2 separate regions of the Homo sapiens genome follow, and region 2 is linked to region 1. A link is a loop called in an ENCODE intact Hi-C map of the cell type or tissue named here. Cell type or tissue: mammary epithelial cell. All regions are shown on one strand. Each heading gives the region's core, and the rest is flanking DNA. Links, peaks and the distances in the headings are about the cores only. Region 1 overlaps LINC02542 (long intergenic non-protein coding RNA 2542). Region 2 holds the start of LOC105377873 (a long non-coding RNA gene).

Region 1 (12,712 bases), core at 2,736-10,735:
TATGTTTATTGCAGCCCTGTTCATGATAGCAAAGTCTTGGAACCAACCCAAATGCCTATCAATGATAGACTGGATAAAGAAAATGTGGCACATATACATCATGGAATACTACACAGCCATAAAAAATGATGAGTTCATGTCCTTTGCAGGGACATGGATGAAACTGGAAACCATCATTCTTAGCAAAGTAACACAAGAAGAGAAAACCAAACACAGCATGTTCTCACTCATAAGTGGGAGCTGAACAATGAGAACACATGGACACAGGGAAGGGAACATCACACACTGGGGCCTGTCAGGGGATGGGGGGCTAGGGGAGGGATAGCATTAGGAGAAATACCTAATGCAAATGATGAGTTGATGGGTGCAGCAAACCAACAAGGCACATGTATACTTAGGTAACAAACCTGCATATTGCACATATGTACCCCAGAGCTTAAAGTATAATTTAAAAATAATAATAATAATAAAAATACACATATATTCAAATTTAAGAATGCTTCTTTAGGATGAGCAAATGATTAGGTTTTCCCTTCTTACCTCATTTCCTAAATAGGACTTGTTTTTAACTATGCTGTTTGTTATGTTTTTAAGAGTGAGGAACATTGAACGATTCACTGCTTTGAAATCTTTACTATATCTCCCCATGATGTATAGTGGTAGGTCACAACTTCAAGGACAATGAGGTGGATGGACAGGTAACTATGTGTGAATGTGTGATATGATGGTTACAAGACCACAGAGAGTGGCTGGAGAGAGCACTGGCCCTGTCTAAAGGCATGCTGCTTCATTGAAAACAAAACAAAAACCAAAAACCCTTCACCACACAAAACATGTCCATGGGCCACATTAAGCCAAGAGGCTACCTGGATTGTCATTATATCATTGTTGTAACTCTCACCACATAGATAGTTTACCTCTAGCTCAGGCTGAGATCAACTCTGTCTTTCATGGTTGACATGGATGAAAACGAACGGAAGCATATCATAGTATCACTCCAATTATCCTTGGAGCTGGCCAAAAGAAGGGACCCTACTGCTTCATCTTTGTATTCTGTTTACCAGTTCAGTTTGCAAATAATCAGCATTGTGATCTCATGGGGAAACTATGTCAGATAAAAGAGAATGATAATACCAAACAACTATTGGGAGCTCATTTCTTGCCAGGCCCTGTACTAGGAATTTTCCTTATCCTGTTTCATTTACTCTTCCTAACTAACCTATTGCATAAGAACTATCATTATCGCAATTTTATGGATGAGAGAGCTGAACACAATAGGTGAAGCAGAAATTTGGTGACTGCAAAGTCTATGATTGTAACCAAAATATATATATTTATATAAAGCAAGTGTGAGTCAGTGGTTCAAGGATTGTGCAATAGGCTAGAAGGAAAGATATTGAATGTAGGTAATATTTAACAGGGAATTACTGTTTCCAACAATAGACCTTAGCAGCATTAGCAAGAGGAAGAGCAGTGGACCCAGGAGAGCTTGGAGAGGGGCTCAGTGGTGGGAGACTGAGGTTAGGGTTAGGGTTGAAGTGCAATCTGACAGAAGGGTGGGTGGAGACAGTGTTGAGTCTGAGCTTCTCCTCCCCCACAATTTCTCTTTCTTCATCCCCCCTCTACCCTTCATCTGTCCACTTACACAAATTCCAACTAAGAAGAGATAACCGAAACTTAGAAAAACACTGTATTTCATATATTTGAAGCATACGTGATTTCTCTCTACATCTCCCACCCTCCCCTTGGGTGTCTGGCCTCTGTTAAGTTAGGAAAACAGAAAAATGTAAACTTTAGTGATGTGGAGAAAAGGACAGACTCTTCCCCTTCATACCGCACCACAGTTGTATTCTAAGGTCTAGGTTAGGTGTGTTACGGATGTTTCTCTCTGAGGGAGGGGCCTGAAGAGATCAGAGACAATGAACTCCAACCCCTACAGAAGCCTTGAGAGGCAGAGCAAAGTGCTCGCTGTTCTGTCCCTTCTGGTCTCTGGACTCTGTTTAGGAGTCACTTCTAGTACTAATATTTCTGTCAATGAAGAGACTCTCCCCATACTTCCTGATGTCACCCTGTGATGGCTAATTGTTTGTTTGTTTGTTTGTTTTAAGATGGAGTCTGACTCTGTCTCCAGGCTGGAGTGCAGTGACATGATCTCGACTCATTGCAACCTCTGCCTCCCGGGTTCAAGCGATTCTCCTGCCTCAGTCTCACAAGTAGTTGGAACTACAGGTGCACACTACCATGAGCAGCTAATTTTTGTATTTTTAGTAGAAATGGGGTTTCACCATGTTGGTCAGGATGGTCTCGATATTTTGACTTTGTGATCTGCTCGCCTTGGCTTCCCAAAGTGCTGGGATTACAGGTGTGAGCCACTGCGCCCGGCCGTGATGGTTAATTTTATGTCGACTTGGCTAGACAATATACCCAGATATTTGCTCAAGCATTATTCTAGATGTTTCTATGAAGATATTCTTAGATGAGAGTAACTTTTAAATCAGTTGACTTTGAGTAAAACAGATTACACCTCATGATGTGAGTAGGTCTCATCTAGTCAGCTGAAGGCCTTTAAAACAAAAAGCCTGACCTCCTCAGAGGAAGAGGGAATACTGCCAGGAGACTGCTTTGGACTCAAATTGCAGCTCTTCCCTGGGTCTCCAGCCTGCCAAACTACCCTGCAGATTTTGGATTTGCCAACCTCAACAGTCACATGGGCTATTTCCCTAAAATAAATCTTTCTTTCTGTATATATACACATCCTATCAGTTCTGTTTTGTCGGAGAACTTTATTGAATCTACACCCTACTTCACCAATTCTAAGATGTATATTTTTTCACACTTCTCTAAAATCATAAGATATTTTAAATTGACATTGTTTCCAGTGAAATATGATTGTTCCCAGTATTTGACAGAGTATTCGCCATTCCCTCAACTAGATATTACTTTGGAAATGCAAACTAATAGTTTGCTATATTGAGCTGAGTGACTGTAGTGTAACCACCATCCATGATTTGTATAGCCATGCCATGACTTTTCTCCAAGGATTTCAAAGTTCTATGCAGTTTTAAATAATTATTTTCCATAAGCCTGTCATCTAATTGCCATCTGTAAGCTCTGAAAAAAATATTTTTCCAGGGGATGCAAAACATGAACACTATGAGGGAGACAGAGCTTCAAAGCAATGCTTTGAAAGGGAAGGATAGGAAAATGGAATGGAATATATTTGTCCTCAGTTAAGCCTCATTGTACTACTTAAGCCCCACTTTCCTTTCCATACAGGATTATAGCATTCTAACCACCAACTGTACCTTCTTTATTCTGTTGAAAGAGGCAGTTTGTTTTTCTACCTGGTATATTTTCAAAAGAACTGGATAATTGGCCAATACCATAACAGTTTTTTGATATATCACTGTCTTGCATAAAACTAAGACTCAAAGGTAACAGTACGTCTTAAGTATGTGTGTATGTCAGCATCTCAGTACTTAGTATGTGCACAAAGTAGACATGGATAGTTGTGAATACATGCATGTCACTGAATAACCAGACAACAATGTGAAATGCTGGCAAATGTCCAGGCTTTTTTTTTTTTCTTTTTTGAGACAGGGTCTTGTTCTGTAGCCCAGGTTAGAGTGCTCATTGCAGCTCAACCTCCCAGGCTCAAACAATACTCCTACCTTAGCTTCTCGAGTAGCTGAGATTACAAGTGTGTACTACCATGCCTGGCTAATTTTTAATTTTTTTCTAGAGACAGGGTCTTGCTATGCTGCCCAGGCTGGTCTCAAACTCCTGAGCTCAAGTGAGCCTCCCGCCTTGGCCTCCCAAAGTGCTGGGATTACAAGCATGAACTACTGTACTCAGCCAGATGTCCAGGCATTTAAGGAAGCCCTTCAAATCTACATACTCAAAATCATCAAATAAGTGACTATTTGCCCCCCTTTTATTTATTTATGTATTACATCTTCCCTTATATTCTAGGTGCATGTGTGTGTATGTGTGTGATTGAGTAAGTCAGAGACAGAGAGAAGTTGAGCGAATGAGAGACAGAGATTGTCTCTTCTGGGTTGTGAATATTTTGAAGGTGGCTTCATCAAAATACCATAGGTTTAGTGCCACCATTTTGAATACTGCTTCTGCCACATATAGGCAATGTGACTTTGGAATAATTACTTAACTTTTCTCATCTTCAGTTTTTGTACTTAGAAAATAAACATAATACCTGCGTTGAAGAGTTTAGTGAGGCTTAAAAATAATTTTTGAAAGAAACAGGCGAAATTTTAGATCTCATCCCATGTCTCTCTCCTGCTGTAGCCCTAGGCACAGCGCCTTGTACTTGGAAGGTACTGTCATGTTTTTTGAATGAATCGCCAAGTGTCTTGACAAAAAACACACACTATTTTTGGCTTTCTATAAAACATGCAATAAATTTTATGGCCTGACTCTTTTGAGTACAAAGTAAAGAACCATTCATGATATGATCCCGTTTTACCCCAAATGTTTAATATTTTCAACCAGAGTCATCAAATCCAATGTATTACTTATGTTCTAGCCTCACTGTCCTATATAAATATCATCTTCATTTAGATGAAAACGACAACCATAAAACAAACAATACTGCAGATATTTCAGTTAAACCATGGAACTTACTTCAAGTTTATGGTATTACTAGTTTGAATTTTTCACAGAAGAAACCAAGATAGTCATTTCTAGTTTTTAAGAGATAAAAAAAATCACAAAACAGACATCTTCATGTCAACATTATTTCCCCTTTTGTTACTTTCTTTCCTTTCTTTTTCCACTGTCTTCTCCCCTACCCACCATCTGTTTGTTTGGAAGATCAATGAATGAATCATCCAACAGGCGAACAAACTCTGGATGACACATTACTTTAAGCCACATCTGAAATGAATTGAAAGTTTAAAAGGCCACATAATAACATCGATCAGTATACATGCTTTTCTTGTTGAAAGATAATCAGATGCCAGAAGGGCCCTTTGTAACACACTGTCCCAGGGACTATCAATTCCAACATCCACACATATGTTCCCCCCATAAAGCACTGGCAGCCATTTTGTACTTATTGACTGTGCCTCTATAATTCTTCTTCAGATAAATGATTCACCAGATTGTAGTAGCCCTTAGTCAGAGAATCACAACTAACAGCTAAAAGCAAGTGTCAAAACCAAGCAAATGAGAGAGCGATAGTCTCTTCCCACTGTTCCGGGTGGCAATGGAAAGAGTAAATCCTAAATAGACTGGAAGCTGAGAACAGACAGCCGGAAAGAAGGTAGGACGATAAGAGGGAAGAAAGAAAGTGTTAGTGGATGGATTTAGGGCCAGATTAGTTCAAAAGCCTGAGTAAAATTTCAGCTCTAAGTTGTAGAAACTGAGTGGAAGCTGGAATCCAAACAAGTACTTCATTTATTCAGTGGAAATATTTAACCAATACTCTATGTCAGGACATGTTCTAGATACTGGGGATATGTTATTAATCAAAACAGAAATGTGTAAACTCCTAGAAAGTATATTCCAGTGGGGGATGATAACAACAAACATTTAATGTAATCAATCAATCAATTACTCATAAAGTATATTGAAAGAGAAAGAGAAGTGCTGTAGAAAAATTAAAAATCAGGGCAAGGAGAATTGCAAAGGCCAGAGTGGAAGCTTCCATGTAAATGCTGTGGTCTTAGCAAGAGGATTAAATATCAATAATTCACCAGAAAACGGCAGAGTCACAAAACTAAAAGGAAACCATTATGTAACATAACACAAAGAGAGCAATTTCATGACAGTATATAAAAGGACTACTCACATTTTTCATCTAATTTAAAGAAAATATTTACTATGCATGTAACACCAGAGAAGCTCTGAAAACATTTCAGAGATAGTTCCTTGTCCATATGCTTCTTTAATAAAACACCTTTCTGCTAAAGAACACAGTTATGTGGACTTCACTTACTGGCAAGGTCAAAGTCCTCTAAAAGCAGTTTCGTTTCATCACTGTCCATGTGACTGATACTATTATCTTTGTTTTACAGGTGGGGACATTAGAATGTTGATGACTAAGCACCATGAGTCAGTGGTAGGGTTTATGGAAAACGCATGTCCTAGGCAGCATGCAAATGACTTCATCTTATGTGGGTTTGGCCATGTAAGAAGTTAAATTATCTCAGCAATTTTGTGAACTTGGCTTTCTTCATAATTATCCTTCTTCCCGTCTGCTGTCCCAAAAGACCTGGTTACTGAAGAAAGCTCTGTGAGAGCTAAGGATGAGTGTAAATGCCATGAAAACACCATAAAAGTATTCTGTAGGTGCCATGCCACAGGGTTCTTCTAATGAAGGAATTCAGGAAAAGCTTAGGCACTGCCAAAGAGTTTAAGTTCTCAAGTATTTTTTTTTCCCCTCTTAGAAAAGTGCCTTTTTGGCTGGCATTTCATAGGAAAATGACAAAGACTTTACAGCAAGTCCCTTATCTCCTTTCCTTTTTTAAATCTTTAGAACATGGTTAATACTATGTATTTGTGGTTCAACTAGTAAACACTGATTACACTTGGCAAGTGACAGCAATAGCAGCAACCCCACAAAACTTAGGCAATAATGATGGTTTCTTTAAATTTGGAATTCAAGATAAAATTGGGAAATGCATCAAGAAGGGATAAAGCTCTTTAGGTTATCTTATCACAGAATTTGAAATTTGTGGCCAAGAGAATGAAGTTAAATGTTTATTTTATACTACTTGATCATTCTGAAAGTTTTCCAAGTTATTTCAGACTAAACTTAAAGCAGGATATTGTGTGAATCAACTCTTAAATATTAATGTGGCCCTGCCAAACTGGTTTCCTTAAAACCTCTTTCATTTGTGTTACCCTACCATTTTCTCATGTAACAGATGAAGATAAATGTGCAATGCTGTTAGCCCATTTTGCTACTTGGATTACTAGGTTCACACATAAACACATAGAGAGAGCACCTAATTATTCAGGGCAAACGCCACTTTTGCCCAAGGCAACTTACTTTGTCTACCTATTACTCTTTTAGTGATCATTTTCTTTCCTTTGAAAAGTATCAGAATTGAAATACCAGGAATTCCAAAACAAACCACTCCTCCCTGTGTCATCCTTGTCCCGCTGCTTCTGATCTTGGCCCTCAAACCTAGTCAACGGCCTTATCAGAACTGATCAAGCTGACTTAGATTGGAGTTATTTTGATGAGAGCTTGAGTGTGTAATCAGATGTATGGATTTTTGCCCTCTCCCAGAAAGAGGTCAGAAACATGTGGATGGAGCCCTAAGGGGTAGCCTGGTCTCGTTTGAAATAAAATAAATTGGCTTCACAGTGGCCACTCTGACCTCTGGCAGTCTAATTTCTCAGCTGGATTATAACTAGATGCCCTACATACAGCTATTCTCAAGAACTACACAAGCCTACGAAAGAGAGAGAAACTTTTAACTGGTGAGAATGCTGGAGCTACATCTGTCCAGGAAACTGGTAACACGGTGACATCAACTGGGCTCCAGAAGTTTTGAGAACTTCCATTTGGCTTTGAGAAACAATTCAAGGTGTTAATTCTGACTTATAAAGCTGTCTGTGTTTTGGATGCTGGTTACCTTAGAAATGGCTCTAAGGCCATTTCTCTTAGCTCTAAGGCTGAAGAGTTCCCAGATTTACACTTCAAACACCCAGAAGCAACACCCTTCCATAAACAGACGAGATGGCTAGAATTAAGGGCTGCTTCAATCTCACAGAATTCTACTTTGTAAATTACAAATTTTACCCCTTGGCTTCCTTTACTGATTAGAAATATGAATGTGGAGAAAGTACCAATGTGAAAATTTTACCATCAGCAGATTAATATCCTTGAGTGTTAAAACATTTAAAGTCCAATCTTAAAAGAGTATAATAACAAATTCCAGTGTATATTTAAATAATGTTCCTGTTTATAACCCTAGCTATACAACATATTTATTCCATGAGATCATATATTTAAACAATTATCTTCTTACTGGCAAGTACATATTCCCATGAGCAATGAGATTTTAATAAATTAGATGTCATCATCTGTAAATACCTTGTTTTAAAATATGCCTTTCATTTATACTAGGTTTTTAAAAGAATTTGGCAGATGTTTCCTTAACCTCTTCACAAGATTGACTTAACCTGCATACACTTGTACCATTTTTACTATACCCTAATTATTCAACCATTGTTTTATTTGTCCAGAAACATCTGAACATGCTTTGAATAATCCAGACAGTGAAGAGTTGAAACTGTCTGGGGATTTAGCATAAGCTTTCTCTGGAACTAGCAGCACCATCAATGCTCAGTGCACCTCCTTTTAATATTCTAGTGTTTTAGGATCATTAACATTCCTTTCAGCTGCAGGATGTCTTTATAATTCTTTTTTTCACAGAGGAAAAAAACAGAAGCAGAATCGATTAAGAGGCTTACCCAAGGCCATTCAACAGATTACTGATAAAGGTAGAATTGGTGCATTATATCTCGTTGAAGAAAGCTTTTCCTTTTTGCGCATTTCTCTACCAACTAAATTAACCCATATCCTATCAGCAGGTGATGTCAATCTCAGAACACAAACTGTTCTTGCTGTTCCTGTTAAAATATATGTATGGAACACATGTATGAGAACACCATATAAAGGAACAAGAAATCAGTAGAGTGAGAGCCAATTCAAGATTTAAGTACAAGAGAAAAGTCCATAACTGTTCAAAATCGGACAGTTACTGGCAGCCTCAAATACTCTTGAGCTGGTATCAAAAGCAGAGAACTGCTGCGCCAGAATGCTAGGACAGTTCCTCATTCCCTCATACAAGCACAAGTATAGTCACCAGCATAAAAAGTCAAGATTGTTAGCAATGCCTAACCACCTAATTGCCCAAGTAACCGTCTTTCTTTTACAGGCCTCATTGTCTTGAGCATGAAGGAAGTGGCAAACCAGTGGGACTGTAATCTATTATCTGTTACCACTAAGAGCAGGGATGCATTGTGACACCAAGTGGGAAAAAAAGGCCAGAGAGATAGACATGGAGGAGACTCATCTGAGTAAGGCTGTACTAGACATTGCCTTCATCTTTCCTTCAAAAGACTGACTTACAACTGTGGGCACACTGGGGAGGGGAGCCAGGAGGAGATAAGAAAAAGAAATCAACTTGATAGAAGAGCTTGAATAGGTTGGGCAAGGAGTGATTTTACATAGAGAGTAGTTTCCTGGTCCTTGCTCTGGTCTACATGCCTGTGAATCAATTACACACACACACACACACACACACACACACACACGCTCTCTCCCTCTCTCTCTCTATCATAAATTAATTACTCCTGCAGATTATTGAATGAAGCCCATGCACAATGTGGCAGAATATGTGATAAATCCACCTGCCAGGACCCTTGGATGGTGCGTATGGTGGGTTGGGCAACACTTATCAAAGGAACAGCCGTCTTGTTCTCACCAAAAAGCACGTGAATAAAAGCCAATGCAAAATGAGCTGCAATCGTAACATTGTTTTACTAAAGTTAATCTGGCTGCCAAGTATGGTCCAAACAGCTTTTTGTTTGCTTGTTTTAAGCCCTAGAGCTTTTGGCTGTTGGCTTTTATGATTGAGATATCAATTTTGAGAAAATCCTTTAATTGTTATGCTTTTTAAAACCTTAATGCCCAGATACCACTCTAAAGGTTTCCTTGCCTTCCTCTGTCTGATACTCTGGAAAATGTCAGCTCCACAGCTATTTCATGATCCAGTGCAAAGCTAACTAGAAGATCATAAAACGATATGTCCAGAAACGTTAAAACGTTAAAAAAGTAGCTTGCTCTTTTCTCATAAACTAGATTCTAGTGTAAACTTGTATGAAGTACAAGCTTAAAATTTAAAGCTTCACAATTTTAGAATGTGTCCATAAAAAATATAGGAGTAATGACAGTGAATAAAGTATGTTTTTATAAACTTTTGGTTCTGCAAAAAAATTTTTAAAAACATTCTGTAATGAAATGTTTTAAGAACCTAAATTAGAAAAGAGAAAGGTACTAAATATGAAGACTGGGTAAATTATTTGTCTATAAATTAGAAATTAAATATAGATAGATATTAAAAACCAAAATATTAGAATTAATTAGATCTAAGATGGTGTGCCAAGTAAATATATTCTTTTTTTAAAATTTTATTATTATTACACTTTAAGTTTTAGGGTACATATGCACAATGTGCAGGTTTGTTACATATGTATACATGTGCCATGTTGGTGTGCTGCACCCATTAACTCATCATTTAACATTAGGTATATCTCCTAATGCTATCCCTCCCCCTCCACCCACCCCACAACAGTCCCTGGAGTGTGATGTTCCCCTTCCTGTGTCCATGTGTTCTCATTGTTCAATTCCCACCTATGAGTGAGAACATGCGGTGTTTGGTTTTTTGTCCTTGTGATAGTTTGCTGAGAATGATGGTTTCCAGTTTCATCCATGTCCCTACAAAGGACATGAACTCATCATTTTTTATGGCTGCATAGTATTCCATGGTGTATATGTGCCACATTTTCTTAATCCTTAGACGCTAGAATATCCATAGATGGAGTTCAGGCAATTAGCATATCCTTTAAAATAGTATGAAAAATCGTGTATCTTTGTGAACATGCTTTCTGTTAGATTCTGAGATGGGTTCACAACATAAATAAGAAAGTTTTAAAGCCACTGACACAAAAGATATGTCTTACACAATTCAAACTTTCAGTATTCAGTAATGCTTTGTTCTTTTTGATGGTTTTTCTAACTTAAGGTTGTTATACTTACTCAACTAGTAAGGCATATCTCAAACTTTTGTAATATTTGGTGTATGCAATCATTGCAAAATGCAAATTTCTTTTCATCATTCCTTTTCTGTACAGAAAGAAAGGAAAGAAGTGCCTAATAGGATAAGGACTATGTTATAAGTAATAACAATAAAATTAAAATGTTAGTGAATTTATTTAAATATCAAAAGAAAAATGCATATATACTGCCCTATTTTATTATCCATAAATCAAAAAGCAGTTTTATTCTATTCATTATTTTTCAAAGAAAGGAAGAAAATTCCTCCTCTTCCCTTCATTTTAAAGGTATTCATAGGCACTATAAGTATCTTACAGAAGGTTATTTGGCAATATGCTTAATGATTTGGATACTGAACAGTTACTTTAAACTGTATAGACTTGCTTTACTTAAACAAGCAATTTTCCCTTTCAAGAAGGATCTCATCAAAAATTGAACAGTGCCTCTACTTTACTGTCTGGAAAAGATGAGCAAAGACCAGAATACTTTCATTTATCCAAAAGAATGTATTTTTCTTCTTCTCCAGACTCCTATTTATCGAAAGCTTCCTGACTATGGGGGATAAAAAGAGTTTCACAAAACTAATAGACAATCTAAAGTTCTCTATACAATTGCAAATAATTTATCAACACAAATAAGAATAAACATTCATTTCTTGTCAATATGCATCATGAGGATGAAAGGAAAGTGTGGTACTTTGACATTTTTTTCAAACTGTTAACTTAATATAAACATAATTCAAGAAATGTTTGGAAGAAGCAGTAGACTCCTGGTATTGAAGCCTTATCTTCATATATATTCTGCTCAAGTATCATCAAGTTTTGAAAGCTAACTACTGACTTGCCTAATTTATAAGATATTATCTCAAACTTTTGTAATATTTGGTTTGTGCACACATTATGTCCCAGTTAGCCATAATGAACTCCAAAATCAAATGAGAAAAGATATCACAGGAGGAAAGGAAAGGGCATTTAGACATTTTACTTTTTGATCAAGTTTTTAAAGGTTTTATTATTGGTTTTCTACTTAATATGGCCCTGTGCCAGGCATGGTGGCTCATGCCTGCAATCCCAGCACTTTGGGAGGCCAAGGCGGGTGGATCACTTGAGGTCAGGAGTTTGAAAGCAGCCTGGTCAACATGGCGAAACCCCATCTCTACTAAAAATACAAAATTTAGCCAGGCATGGTGGTGCATGCCTGTAATCCCAGCTACATGGGAGGCTGAGGCAGGAGAATCACTTGAACCCGAGAGGTGGAAGTTGCAGTAAGCCGAGATTGCGCCATTGCACTCCAGCCTGGGCAAAAGAGTGAGACTTTGTCTTAAAAAAACAAAAATATATGGCTCTGAATAACAACATTCAAACTCTTTTGCTTGATATTCAAAGTTTTTATAATTTTATCCCCAAAATTCCGTGTCTTTGTTTCCCAGAAAATTGTTCACCTTAGCAATATGCTTCAGGTTATGGGCTTTGGGAGCAGTGAAACCTGAATTCAAGCCCTAGTTCCATTGTCTACTAACCAACCTTGGCTACTTGGTTAATGTTTCACTTATGAAACATGCATTTTCTCATTTAATACTCCCAGCAACTTGACTGATTAGATTTCAGTGATGATCAAATGAGCTACTCTATATAAAGCTATGCACAGTGTCTGGCACAGAGTAACTCTCCAGTGACTATCAGTCATTGTTATTAAAATATGTCTACACTAACGCTCTGTCCCTGCCTAGTTCATGATTTTCTAAAATGTATTCCGTCTCAGCTCCATACTTTCTCAGATGTTGCCATGCATCCAAATGCCACTTATACATCAAGTCTCTCCAATATACCTCCTTATAAAGTCTTCTTTTAGGACTTTTGTAAGCTCCCATATCCTAATTACTGACTTCACATATCATTT
Region 2 (12,712 bases), core at 1,973-9,972, 170 kb before region 1:
CATTTACTCTGGAACTCACATTATAGATTTTGAGTGCCTGTATTGATCAAATTACCCAGAGGCTTTACAAACTGCACTTTATACTGCACTAAAACTTGAGTAAGCCTGGCCTTTGACTCCCCTCCTAATATAGGGCATGGCCCCCTCCCTACCTGTGGGCTGCAGAGTTGAGGGTGGGTGGGGGAGAGCACTGTACAACATAGCCTCCTTGGGAAGTTAGAGTATGTGTGCACACATGTGCTCATTAACTCCCCTAGATTATTTGTTCTTTCACAAATCTTTCTCATTTCCTATTCATTAATACAAATAAATGACTGTTGAATCAATCTAGTGCCATCACCACTGCAACAGACACCTACTGTAAATTCTTTAAGTCTAGTAACTATGGTTACTTAAAAATCACCTAGCAAATAATATAGATTAAATAGCCTAGATATGTTCTGTGTGTCGGATAAAAGTACTCTTTTTACTTAGGGGGATAACATTTTCAGTTGGAATATAGTCAGCTTTAAAATTTTAGTAAGTATCCTCAAAGTTTCCAGTGATTATTTGATGACTCACTTCTAAAGCCTCAGCTACATATGATTAATGGGATTTTACTGCAGATTTAACTTGTCCATCTATTGTTTATCTTTTAATGCTTCTGGGAATACTCCAGAAGCTTCCACCACTATTCTGTTTTTTAATCAAGTGACATATGAAAATTAATCAATTTTGGATTGCAAATTGTGCTCTCATACATGGGATACAGAATTAAAAACATACCATTTCCTTTCCTGAGGATGCTTACTCAAATTCTACAATAATAAGCATATAGCATATATACATTTTGACTAAGACTTTTGTTCTTATTATACTTTAAGGACATTTAAGTATAGTGAATACGTGTCCTAAATCAAAAATAAAAGTATGTGGCCCGACAACTAATATGCTTATAAGGACAAAGGGGCAGTCTATTTGAAATCTCTTCACGTCTTCAGAAATCTGAGATGTATGGTGTTCTTCCATCCATTGTATAGAATTATGCTTCTTTCTTCAGTTCATTCCCATAAAAGCCTCCCTGACAGCAACATTTCTTATTGTCTATTGGCTATTAAGTTACAGCAGAAATTAAATATGGGGAATTCATTCAATATTCACACACCCACAGATATTCTTCCACTTAAAATTAAAGGCTTTTGCATACCTAGTTGAAAGCTGACCATAATGTTAATTTTGTAAAACTGAAATGTAAATTATTCTCCCTAAGCCTATGGACAAATGTAGTATCTCACTGAAAAACATTGTGGCCTTCTCAAACACAGAACCCTCCTGATGCCACTTTGTGTTTTTTAAAAATCAGTTTGGGCTAATAAATGCCCATAAAATATTTTAATATATTTAATTGCTCTAGGAAATTAAATTGAACTTTAATTACAATTAAGTAGAAGATATCAAATATAATGCCATTAGACCATGAGTTGGTTCAGCATCTGTGTTTGATTACATTACCCAAACACATGAAACAGTCAAGTTTCTAAGCTGGTCAACCCCTGCAGGCAGTGACCTGCTGTTTCTTGCCAGTTGAAGTCTGTTTCTGTGTTATTGCTCTTACTGTCAGTAGATGATCCTCACAGTTCCATAAATGCTATTTAACTCTCTATGGTTTCCTATATTTCTTATCTGCTTCATTGTTCTAGAAAAAGATATTCTTTAAAAAAAAAAAAGAAAGGAAGAGGAAGAAAAAGAATGAAAGAGACAGAGGCAGGCATTTGTTGCAGAACTTCACAAACTATGACTAGTCAGGATTTAGGTAATAGTTCAAACCCAAGCCCCAAAATAGCCAGTTCATTTTGTTTATAATAAATTGCAAATCAAAGCAACCTGGTCTGAGGAAGAAAATGGCTTTGTTCCAATGATCTAGAGGCACTAGAGATCAGCTGTCCATGATCCTTTAACCTACGGCAAGGCCATCTTAGTTAAGGCCACATCTTCCTCATTATTTGTTTCTTGGGAAAAGTCAGTGGCTGACGTGGAAACAGCTGAGTGCGTTATTCTAAAATTAAGTGATTAAATCACGAGGCTGAGAATAGGATGCAGGAAACCTGGGGATGGATTTTTTTTCTCATTCTTGAAATTGATTCTTGCTATGAGAACTTATAACAATTAGTCCCATTAAAAGCAGCCCATACTTAATTTCAAGTGGCCACAGTAAACTCTTCAAGGTTGAGACTTGGAGGAAAAAAAAGTAAAAATACTTAGCACAAATCATTACTGAGGAATTAAAAGGAATCAGAAAGATGGGAATCATTGGGAACAGCACTCACAGTACATGTTAGAGCTTTGAAGAAACACTCCCCTAGTGCTTAGCTGAGAAGGGATAAGCCCAAGATTGTGACAGAAGGCCAGGCTGGAAAAACAGAATGGCCGGTATTAGATGAATGTAAATATGTAAATATGCCTTAGAGTATGCCTTAGAGCATGCTAAATGTGCCTTGAAACATGTAAAGTATGCCTTAGAGAATGCCTGGTCCTTTGTAGGCACTCAGGCCAGCTAACTCATCTGCAGGAGCTGGATAGAATGTAATGCTTAGGCATGGAGACCAGCAAAGGCAGAAGAAGGGGCAAAACCCAGGTTGCTCTCCTTCTAGGCATCAGGCCCATGGGAGTTCAAAGATGTTCTCAATCTTACACTGTGGGAGTTATCTCTCAGGGCATCCAGTTTGAGCCTAAGGCAAATTTGGCTGATTCCAAGTTCTACCTGAACTCAAAAACAACTATTATAATATATCCTGCATCTCCATCCTGCAACTGGTGGCTAGTGAGGAGTGATACCATGTGAAAATATCTGTTTGTAGATTTGGAACTGCTGCGGCAGAAATAGGGACTTTTAGTCTCTAGGACAAAGAAGCTTGCAGGTCCCCTTCAACAGTACTGCCCTTGTACAAAGCCAGAAAATTATCTGTGATCTTTATAGCACAGGAAGGACCTCCAAGCTAGAGAAGGGATGGTTCAAGGATGGAAACATCTTTCTTATTAAAACACCACATAAAATTCTGTGAGTTCTGAATCAAGAAAGAACCTCCAGCTGGTGGGAGCTGACCCCACCAGCAACCTCTGACTCTTTTCTATGAACACTGCCTTTCTCTAGAGTTCTGTCACTCTGATTACCACTGTCACCCCGAATTCTGGAACTCAGCAGACTTTTAAAATTATTCATCTGCAGTCAATTAAGCCAGCTGTACTCCTTTCCTCACAGGGGCTCGGTGTAATGGCTGCAAACAACAGCCTCCTTTGTTGTATACACAGCTTGTTTCTTGTATGGGTTGCTCTAAAGAACATAGGAGACAGCCGTTTCCAATGTATGTTTATGCCTCTGACCTTTGACCTTGCACTGTTCCCATTGTAGGCTCCAGACAGGTGTGCAGGGTATCTCTAGAAAGCCCCAGGGTACCATGGCCAGAATTTACATTGGTAAGTCATCATGTCCATCCATACCAAGGTGCAGAACAAGGAGCATGTGACTGAGTCCCTACACAGGGCCAAGTTCAAGTTGCTTGGCCACATCACAAAGAAATGGGGCTCTATCAAGTTTAATGCAGATGAATCTGAAGACATGGTAGTTGAGAAGTGTCTTATCTCAGATGGCTGTGGGGTCAAATGCATCCCCAGTCATGGCTCCGCAACAAGTGTCAGGCCTTGCACTCAGGAAGGCTTCCACTGTTCTGCTGTCTCTTAGGCTCACCAATACTTTCTGACAAAGAAAAAAAAATGTTAGCATATGTTTAACCAAACCCTTTCTTTCCTTCATCCTTCTTATCAAAGTAGAGGCATGTAGAATTTTCCAAATTAATGTAATTCGGTATTACACAAAAATGAAAAGGCAGGCATTACAGGCAAGCTACATTGCGTAAAGTCACAATTCCAAAGTTTTAAGTCCTTGATCCTAAGATGAACATATCCAGCCCTAAAAGACTTCACTATCTCTTGCTGTGAGTCCTCCACCCACCCCCATCCTGCCTGTTATTTGGTCAGTTTTCTAGCTGTCATATTTTCTTTCCATCTTTCCAAGTGTGGTAAGTGTTCAAACAATGGGTTGAAATAAAAAATAAGAAGGAATGATCCACTGTAACTGGGATGGTTAAAAAAGGTGTCTTTGTAGAGAAAAGACCAGACTAAAGAGTAAACACCAGCCAGTCATGAGAAGTTGAGAAAAGAGTGTTCCTGGCAGAGGGAGCAACTTGTACCTGGGCAGGCAAGAATCTCTTGTACTGGAGGAACTCAAATGTGTTCTATGGAACCAGAGCATGCAGAGGAAGGGAGAGATGGCATGAGATTAGGCTGAACAGAATGTCAAAGTTCAGATCATGTAGGTTGTGGTGAGGAGTTTGAAAGATTTTAGATTTTTTGTGTAAGTGTTAGAAGCTATTGAAGGCTTTGAGCAGGAGAGTTGCATGACTGGATTTATCTTTTGAGATCCTTTTTGCTGCTGTATGGGGAATTCATGAGGGAAAAATAGAAGAGAAATGGGTTAATAGACTGCTGCAGATATCTGGGCAAATGATGATACTATCTTAGATTACTGCTATTCAAACTGTAGGTCACAACCCATCAGGGTTATATAGTCATTTTAGTGTTTTTTTTTGTGTAATGTAAGATATAATTACCTTTCTTAGAAAATATCATCTTTTTTTTTTTTTTAAATTTTAAAGCTGGGTGTCCTGGGGGAGACATCACATGTCAGCAGGTTCCGTGATGTCCCCTGAGCTGAAAAACCAGCAAGTTTTTATTAGGGATTTTCAAAAGGGGAGGGAGTGTATGAATAGGGTGTGGGTCACAGAGATCACATGCTTCACAAGGTAATAGAATATCACAAGGCAAATGTAGGCAGGGCGAGATCACAGGACCACAGGACCAGGGCGAAATTAAAATTGCTAATGAAGTTTCGGGCTCCAGTACATATAAAGAGACTTATTAAGAAAAGATCATCTTAATAAGTCTCTTTATATGTACTGGAGCACATTGGATTTAAAATTTTGGGATATGCTTTTAACCCGATGAGAAAATAGGTTAATAATAAATTGTCACTGAAAATCAGAAATGTGACTTGGAAAGAAAAGGTACATGTCATGGGCAATTACAGATGCAGAAATCCTTTAATTATAAAGCATGCCCTTACCTGAGGAACTTTATACTATGCTGACATGAGGCTACATCTAATAATAAGCCTTTTCATTTTACACACACAAACACACACCCACGATCTATGAACATGTTAAGACCCATATGTTCAAACAACCCATTTACAAATTGCTAGATGGGACCAGCATGAGCGCCTTACTCCCTTCACCAAATGAAGAAAGCAATTTTGTTATTTCATCACCTTTCTTCTTCCTGGAGTCCTGACAGCATCAGTTATAACAGCATGCCTCTTTTCCCTCATTTTATCAAACACCAGTCTTGCATTTGAGTAGGTGACAAACAAAGATGGCAGCTGTATTTTCCTAGTAGAATCTTAGAGCTCTTCAGAGTCACAAGAATGAGCCTCTAATGGCAGAAAATTAAATCCTAGAGGAAATAACACTAATGGCTACTTAAGATATCTTCCCCCATTGCTTCTCAATCCAGACCACTTAGGTAACTGCATATGTTGTTGTCCATGCATTTTGATAGAGCCATCCAGAGAACCACTCCTGACCTGAGTAGTTGTGCTGCTGACTCTACTGTAAAGCCATTCCTGTGCCAGATGAACCACAGAATTTCAGCAAGTAAGGAGCTAAAGACAGGGGAGCGTTGTAATCTTCAATCTGTTTCTTCATTCTCAAACCTCACAATGTTGGCTCTTTCTGCAGAATTTCAGTTTGTGTTTTATTCACTGAGGAAGTCTGGTACGTAGAAAAGCTTCCTCTTAGCATAGATAAGGCTAACAGGCTAACAGTTATTTGGGTAAGTAGGATTAATTATCAGGAAGCTGTTGATAGTTAATGGCTGACCTGTAAAAACCTGGTTAGAATGAGGTCAGCTAAAATAATAGGGTCTATTTTAAGTTTGGGTCATATAAGACGTCATTAAGGATCACATTATTTCAGCAAAGAAAATATTGCAGAGAGTTATCCTTTTAAAAGAAAATAGCCTTTCTGCTGGAAAGCTTCCAAACCACACCATTGCAAAACCTAAACACTTCAAACCATTGAATGCTAATGTTTAACTGCCTAGCTCTAGTTGTCTTGCAAACCTTTTCCCCTTTGGTAATTGACTTTTTCTGCAATCCAGGTGTCGTTCGGTGTTTTATCCCAATTTTGTTTCTTATGCTGAAGAAAACATATTTTCATTGCCTAGGGGTTAATTTTTTGAACCCCACATAATGTAGAATATATTCTACTCTGTTGCTTGTGATTAAGAGTAGTAATCAGCATTTTACTAGAGTTGAGGAAAGCAGCAAAGGGAAGGGCTAGCCCAAGGCATAATTGGGAAATGCCTGAAATTTTAAAGCCTTTGCCTCATAATTTGTCATTTAACTATTTTTGTGCCTTAATCTCTTGTTCAGTCACTTAGAGCTGCATGACCCCCTCTAAGCTTCAGTTTCCTCCTGTTGCAGGATTGACTGCACACAGTGCAGTGTGCAGCACATTCCCTGAGGCATAGTAAATGTTCAGAAATTGGTAGGTTATCATCATCATCCTCATCAACATTCCTAAACCTCGGGACTAAGGGATATTTCATATTGACTTATGATGAAATTGTTTGTAAAACATTTGCTTTTAATTTTATTCTCAAAGACTAAAAAACTTACCAAGCCCAAAGGAATGTGCCTCTAGTTCTAGTATTTGAGGCCACCACAGGAGGTGGAGAAGAAATGTGGTAGCGAGTGCGGGAGTCTTCCCTCCTTTGTAGTGCTGACAGCTACCTGTTCATTAGACTGGCCTTGTTGAAAAAAAATGATAATATGAGTCAGGCATGGGGACCAAGACAACATGCGGGACCTGCCCTGCTTACACCAGAGCAAGAGAGCCCATGTCCTGGTCCAGTTCCAAAGCCACTCCCCTGGCAGAACACCTGTCTGGATTCTTCCTCCTCCCTCCTGTCACCAAGATTCAGTGAAGAGTCTAATTAGTTAGTGGATGTTTAAATGCTGTATTGGAGGGGCAGATATAAGATCTGTGGGATCTAAAGATTATATAATTATGGGGGAACTCTTTAAAAGAATACAAAATTATAAGTAATAGATATGTGTGAATATTTAGTTAAGATGAGAAATCACCACAAAGTATACATATAAACAGCTAACAAATACCACAAACATAAAAAATCCAGAAAAATATTTATTAATTAAATCCCTGATTCATCCTACACTTTTTTTCTACTTTTTTCTTCTTGATTGCATACTCTTTGATTGCACCCCTATGTATGGTAGAAGAGGATTTCTGACTTTTCTGACTTAACACAGCATTGATGAGATTCAAAACCTTTGCTTACAATTTTTTTGTTATGATGATTTGAAAAATGTTCAAGTCTTCTTTCTCTTCTACTGCCCACATACTTCTGGCACAGCACAGCATGCTCATATAGTATTACAACCACTGTGTCTTCATTCTGTGATTGCAGATGAGTGGGAAGAGGGTTTCTGAAAGTATTCCTGCACATGGACAGGTAGCAATAATAATTACTATACCTGAAAATGACTGCAAACCACATAAATCCATCTCCCTAAACCCAAATAGAGGGACTCCCAATTTAATTTCCCATTAGCCAAATCTCAAAAATGTCCACAGCTAGTCTGGGACTATCCAACATGAAAAGGCATGGAAAATAATTCATATGAAAAGAGATTGCAGTCTTTTTTTTTTTAGAAGGTCTCACTGTCACCAGGCTGGAGTACAGTGGTGTGATCATAGCTCACTGTAACCTTGAACTCCTGGGCTGAAGCAATTATACTCCTGCCTAAGCCTCCCAAGTAGCTGGGATAACAATTGTGAGCCACCACACTCAGCCTAAACTGCAGTCTTAATCGTGGCTAAAATGTTTTGCTCTTTCAAATATTAGAAAAGCATATGCCCAAGCAAGTGAGAGTCCCTGAAGATGTAAACTTCTTTCGCTTCACAGAAAATCTACCTCTGCACAGAGGAATTAGCCCCATAGGATCCTGAGGATGAAGGTGAGTTCCTGCCCTCCCATGCTTACAGAAAGAGCTATTTTAGGCAGAAGCACTGTATACTATAAGAACTTATATAACAAAAATAATATCAGCATTATTACTGAAGTCCATTTTGTCCAAGCATGAAGCAATCTCAGGCAGAAATCACAATATCAGGCTCTTTGGAGAATGGAGAAGAAACTGGAACTGTCCACATCTTGAACTATGAAGAACCTGGTTCTTTCCTGTCCCCTCCCTCAGCTCTGCCCAAAGTGACCTGAAGAAGCAATTGTCTTTAATCTTATCTAGTTCAATAATTTTAATTGATTCTCTGAATCCAAACTCTACTCTGTCACTAACTAGCTGTGTGAGCTGGGACAAATTAGCCTAAGCGTTTGTATTCTCATACATAAAATGGCAAAAATATTTTATTTGCATAACTGTGAAAAAGATTAAATGGATAGTGTATGTACATTACCTGGCACCTAGTAGATAACTAAGATATTGTAGCCATTTTATTATTGTTCACATTTCAAGTGATAACTATAAGGGAGGAACTAGAAAGGGAATATTGAACAGCCAGGACTCCAGATTACCAAACACAGCATGGAAGATCAAACTCCATAAATGCTAAAAGGGATTATTTCAGTTTCAACTTTTTTACTTGCTCCCAGAGCCCAATGGCAACACAATGAAAGTGGCCGTGGCAACATGACAGCCACAGTACTCTATGAACAGAGTGTATCAATAAACATGATGCTTTTAGGAGGCCACAAGAATTCCTGTCTGGCTCAGGTGTTCCTCCTGGTGTAGGATCTATCTCTGACGTTGCATGAGATTTGGGAAATTTTCTTGTCTCAGATTTTGATAGTTTGATATTTGAACAGAAAACAGCAAGTTGCCCCTGGTAATGGTTGCAAGTGACTGGCACTAAGCACCTGGCAGGTAGTAATGACTCTGTAAAAGATTTCTGAATTCATCTAAAGTGATCTGTCCTCAGAGGCCCTGTACACTGCTGCCTGGGCAAGGCACAGGCTCTGAGTAACCTGAGACATCAGGCAATTTGAGGCATCAGAGCATTGTCATTAGTATTGGCTCTGAAGTCAGATCAGGCCCGGCCCCAAATTCCAGCTCTAGCATTTACCATATTTACAACCTTGGGCAAGCTGCTTAAATCATCTGTGACTCAGTTCCTTCATTATAAAGCAAGGATAATAAAGTATCTACCTAATAAGGTTTTAGTGAGTATTAAATGAGGTAACATTTCTGAAGGGCTTTAGAACAGTGCCTAAAGCCCTTCATTGCAAGTGCTCAGTAATGGCTAGCTCTAATGTTAAAGGGGAAAGCTGGTAGGGATGTCCAGCAGGTGTTTGGTTATGTGGATCTGGCACTCAGAAAAAAAAGATAGTAATTAAAGCCACAGGTTTTATATTTTCTAGTTTTATTCCTTTCTTGTGGTGCCTGTAACAAGTTACCACAAACTTGGGTTGAAAATAACAGATTATTTTCTTACAGTTCTGGAGGCCAAAAGCCCAAAATCGGTATCATGGGGCCAAAATCATGGTGTTGGCAAGCACCCTCCCTCTGGAGATGTTAGGGGAGATTCCATTTCTTGCCTCTTCCAGTTTCTGGTGGCTGATGGCATTTCTTGAATCATGACAGCATTGTTGCAATCACTGCCTCTGTGGTTACATTGCCTTCTCCCCTCCTGTCTGTATCAAATCTCCCTCACTCTTCTTCTTATAAAGACACTGAATCATGGCATTCAGGGCCTACCTGGATAACCCAGGATAATGCAGAGTAATCCCTCCATCTGAAGAGCATTAACTTAATTACAAAGATGCCCACCCCAGCAAATAAACTAGCATCTATAGATTCCAAGGATTAGGATCTGATATCATTGGAAGCCACTTAATCAGTCTACTATACTAATTAATACACGATACTGCAAGACATAGGTGAAGATGAAATTATGTGAAGAGAAGACTAAATACAGAACACCGAACCATAAACACATAACAGGGAAGCAAAGAAGAGATACCACAGGGAAATGAGAAGGAAAGGGGGGCTAGAGGAGAAGATGAGGTGAAAGGGGGTTGTCTGAGACTTCAAGGACGTAGTTTCACAAAGGATGGCATCCTGGAAACACTTCAAAGAATCAAGGTAGGGGGCTGAGGAGGGATTATGGGGTTTGACTATTAAGAAGAACATCAGTAAATTTAGCCACAGTGAATGTATTGGCATGGGAGAAAGAGAGCAAATTGTGATAGATTGAGGATGGAGTCACTTACCTCTGTGATACACTTTGTACATAGGCATAGTTGTAAGAGGAAAATGGTGCAGACATTCATCTTGACAAGCCACCCTCTGAGACCTTACTCTCAACTGTGTTTTCTTTGGATTCCCAACAATAAAATCCCGTGAAAGGCCCTGAACTTGCCAAGGTGGACATGATCTATGATTAGAAGAGGAAGGCACTGCCTCCTTCCCATAGAAATATGTTTGCTCTCCAGCTCCTGAGAGAGGTCAATGAAAAAGTTATATTTATCTTCATGATTTACTCAGCCCACCCTCTCTCTCAAAGGTATTATTAATGCCTAGACTAGTCAAGTGGTGATGTTTCTAATCATTATACTCTTTTACCCTTTTTCAGTATCTTAAAAAAGGACTCTAAATATTGAAGTAGTTTACATTTTTTCTAATAGTGAAACATTATTAGTCACTCAAAAATTATTATAGAAAATAAACCATGTGCTAGAAAGTATATTAGAGATAATATGAAATTAAAATATTAATAGCTAATATTTAAGTATCTTGTATGGGACAGGCACTGATCTAAGTGCTTTGTATATCAATTTATTTCAAAAATTTGGTGACAGAGGAGGTACTAATATTACACTGTTATTATCATCCCAACTTTATAGAAGAGTGAACAGAGGTGCAAAGATAAGGGAAAAACACACAGCTAGGAATCAGGAAGCAAGGATTAACTCAGCAGTCACTCTCTGGGCCTATTCTAACCACTGTGGCATTCATTTTTACAGCATTTGCAAGAAGACATCTCTAACATACTCTTTTTAGGCAGAAGCATACAAATAAGCATTATTTTAAAGTGACTTGACAAAAACCAGTTTTTGCATTTAAAAAATCTTGTAATACTGGAAATATTTGTTACTCAGAACATATTGACTGAGTACCTAGTAATTTACTAGGCACTCTTCTAGAAACTGAACTTTCAAAAATGAACAAAATGGACACAAACTCCTGCCCTCATGTTCAAATAAGGCATCTCCATCTTTAAATGTCATGCAATAATAACACCACCACCATACTTGCAGAGCCAAGAAGAAGCCAACTCTTCCCTCACTGTATAAGAGAACAGCATTGAATCATTACAAGCAAAATTACAGCAGAAACTACTGTTACTGACTATTGACATCATGCTTCTGGGGGAATGCTGGCCTTAATACCTAGGTGGTGAGTTGACAGGTGTAGCAAACCACCATGGCACATGTTTACCTGTGTGACAAACCTGCATATCCTACATGTGTATCCTAGAATTTAAAGTAAAATAAAATAATAAAATAAAAATTTTAAAAAGAAATTACAGAAAAAAATGGAAAATCGTATATGGAGGATCTTTTTCTTGAAGCTCACTGACCTTTCGAGCATCTAAATCAATAATCCTGGTTCGAAGAAGCACTGTTTTCTTGATATTAAACAAAGTGTGTGACATTTCTGGGTCTGTTCCCTGAAAATGGTATTGCCTGAAAAAATACTAAAATTAAATAAATAAGTAATAAATAAATAAAGCTGATTTGGGTTTAGGGGGAAAATGGTATTGCCTGTACCTGACATCTAATATCATTTTCCATCTGGCTTTATGTGACCCTAAGTAACAAATATCAGGGGTTAAGAGGAAGTCTTAGAGCTCCAACACGTTCTACTTTCCACTCACCCACAGTTAAGAATCTAAGAGAAATCCCCAAACCTCAATGACTCAGAATAAGACAGCCCTGTCCAGGCCTCTGCAGCAGGGCAAATGGAGCCCCAGGGCTCTGCAGTGTTCTTCATTCCACAACCTATGACACCCTCTTCACATCAAAATTTATCACTGAAACACATTTGCCCCTTTATCCCAGAGGAAGATTCAAGGCTCCCGGTGCATTCCTCATTACCAAGTATAGTTGCCAGATAAAATATAGGATGACTGATCAAATTTAACTGGACACCCTGTATTTTTATTTGCTAATTCTGGAAACTCTAGCCCAGGCCTCTCAACCCTTTAGATGAAAATGCCACCATATCCAGGAAGACTTTCCAGACCACCCAGCCTGTTTTTTTAACTTGCAACCTTTCCTCCCTCAACATTTCCTATCTTACTCCTGGGTTAATTCTCCCCATAGCATTTATTGTCACCTGTCATAGGATACATTTTATTTTATTGTATTTTTTTTTATTCTCTGATCTTTCCTCCTCCCGCCAAGATTAAAGGCCCTCAAGACTATGAGTATTTATCTACTTTGTTCATGCTATGTCTCCAGTGCCTACAATACTGCCTGGCACAGAGTAAGTGTTAGATAAATATTTGTGAATCAG

Evidence for each region. Hi-C counts contacts between places; a loop is a spot of excess contacts. Peaks named below come from ENCODE experiments on the same cell type or tissue, not always from the same donor. Only the 100,000 strongest peaks of a DNase experiment are listed, where the experiment ranks them.
Region 2: a loop joins it to region 1, with 5 times the contacts of the local background. A loop is called at or near these places in 11 of 110 quality-filtered maps.

Annotation. Positions count from the first base shown.
Region 1 is chr6:81,932,512-81,945,223 of GRCh38, forward strand. The region is part of intron 3 of LINC02542 (long intergenic non-protein coding RNA 2542); the gene reads right to left. Among named protein-coding and RNA genes, the nearest start is that of LINC01526, 120 kb to the left of the region's middle. RefSeq lists an enhancer at 5,138-6,337. In mammary epithelial cell, for the core only: no CTCF peak of the experiment used is centred there; DNase peaks (open chromatin) are centred at 4,990, 5,100 and 6,060; H3K27ac peaks cover 3,476 bases.
Region 2 is chr6:81,760,825-81,773,536 of GRCh38, forward strand. LOC105377873 (a long non-coding RNA gene) reads right to left here and starts at 7,591. Exons shown (of 3, transcript XR_942729.3): 1 at 7,456-7,591; 2 at 6,773-6,903; 3 at 1-3,733. LOC124900219 (small nucleolar RNA SNORA70) reads left to right here and starts at 3,200; the gene lies at 3,200-3,332. RefSeq lists an enhancer at 12,042-12,181. In mammary epithelial cell, for the core only: no CTCF peak of the experiment used is centred there; DNase peaks (open chromatin) are centred at 6,137 and 9,227.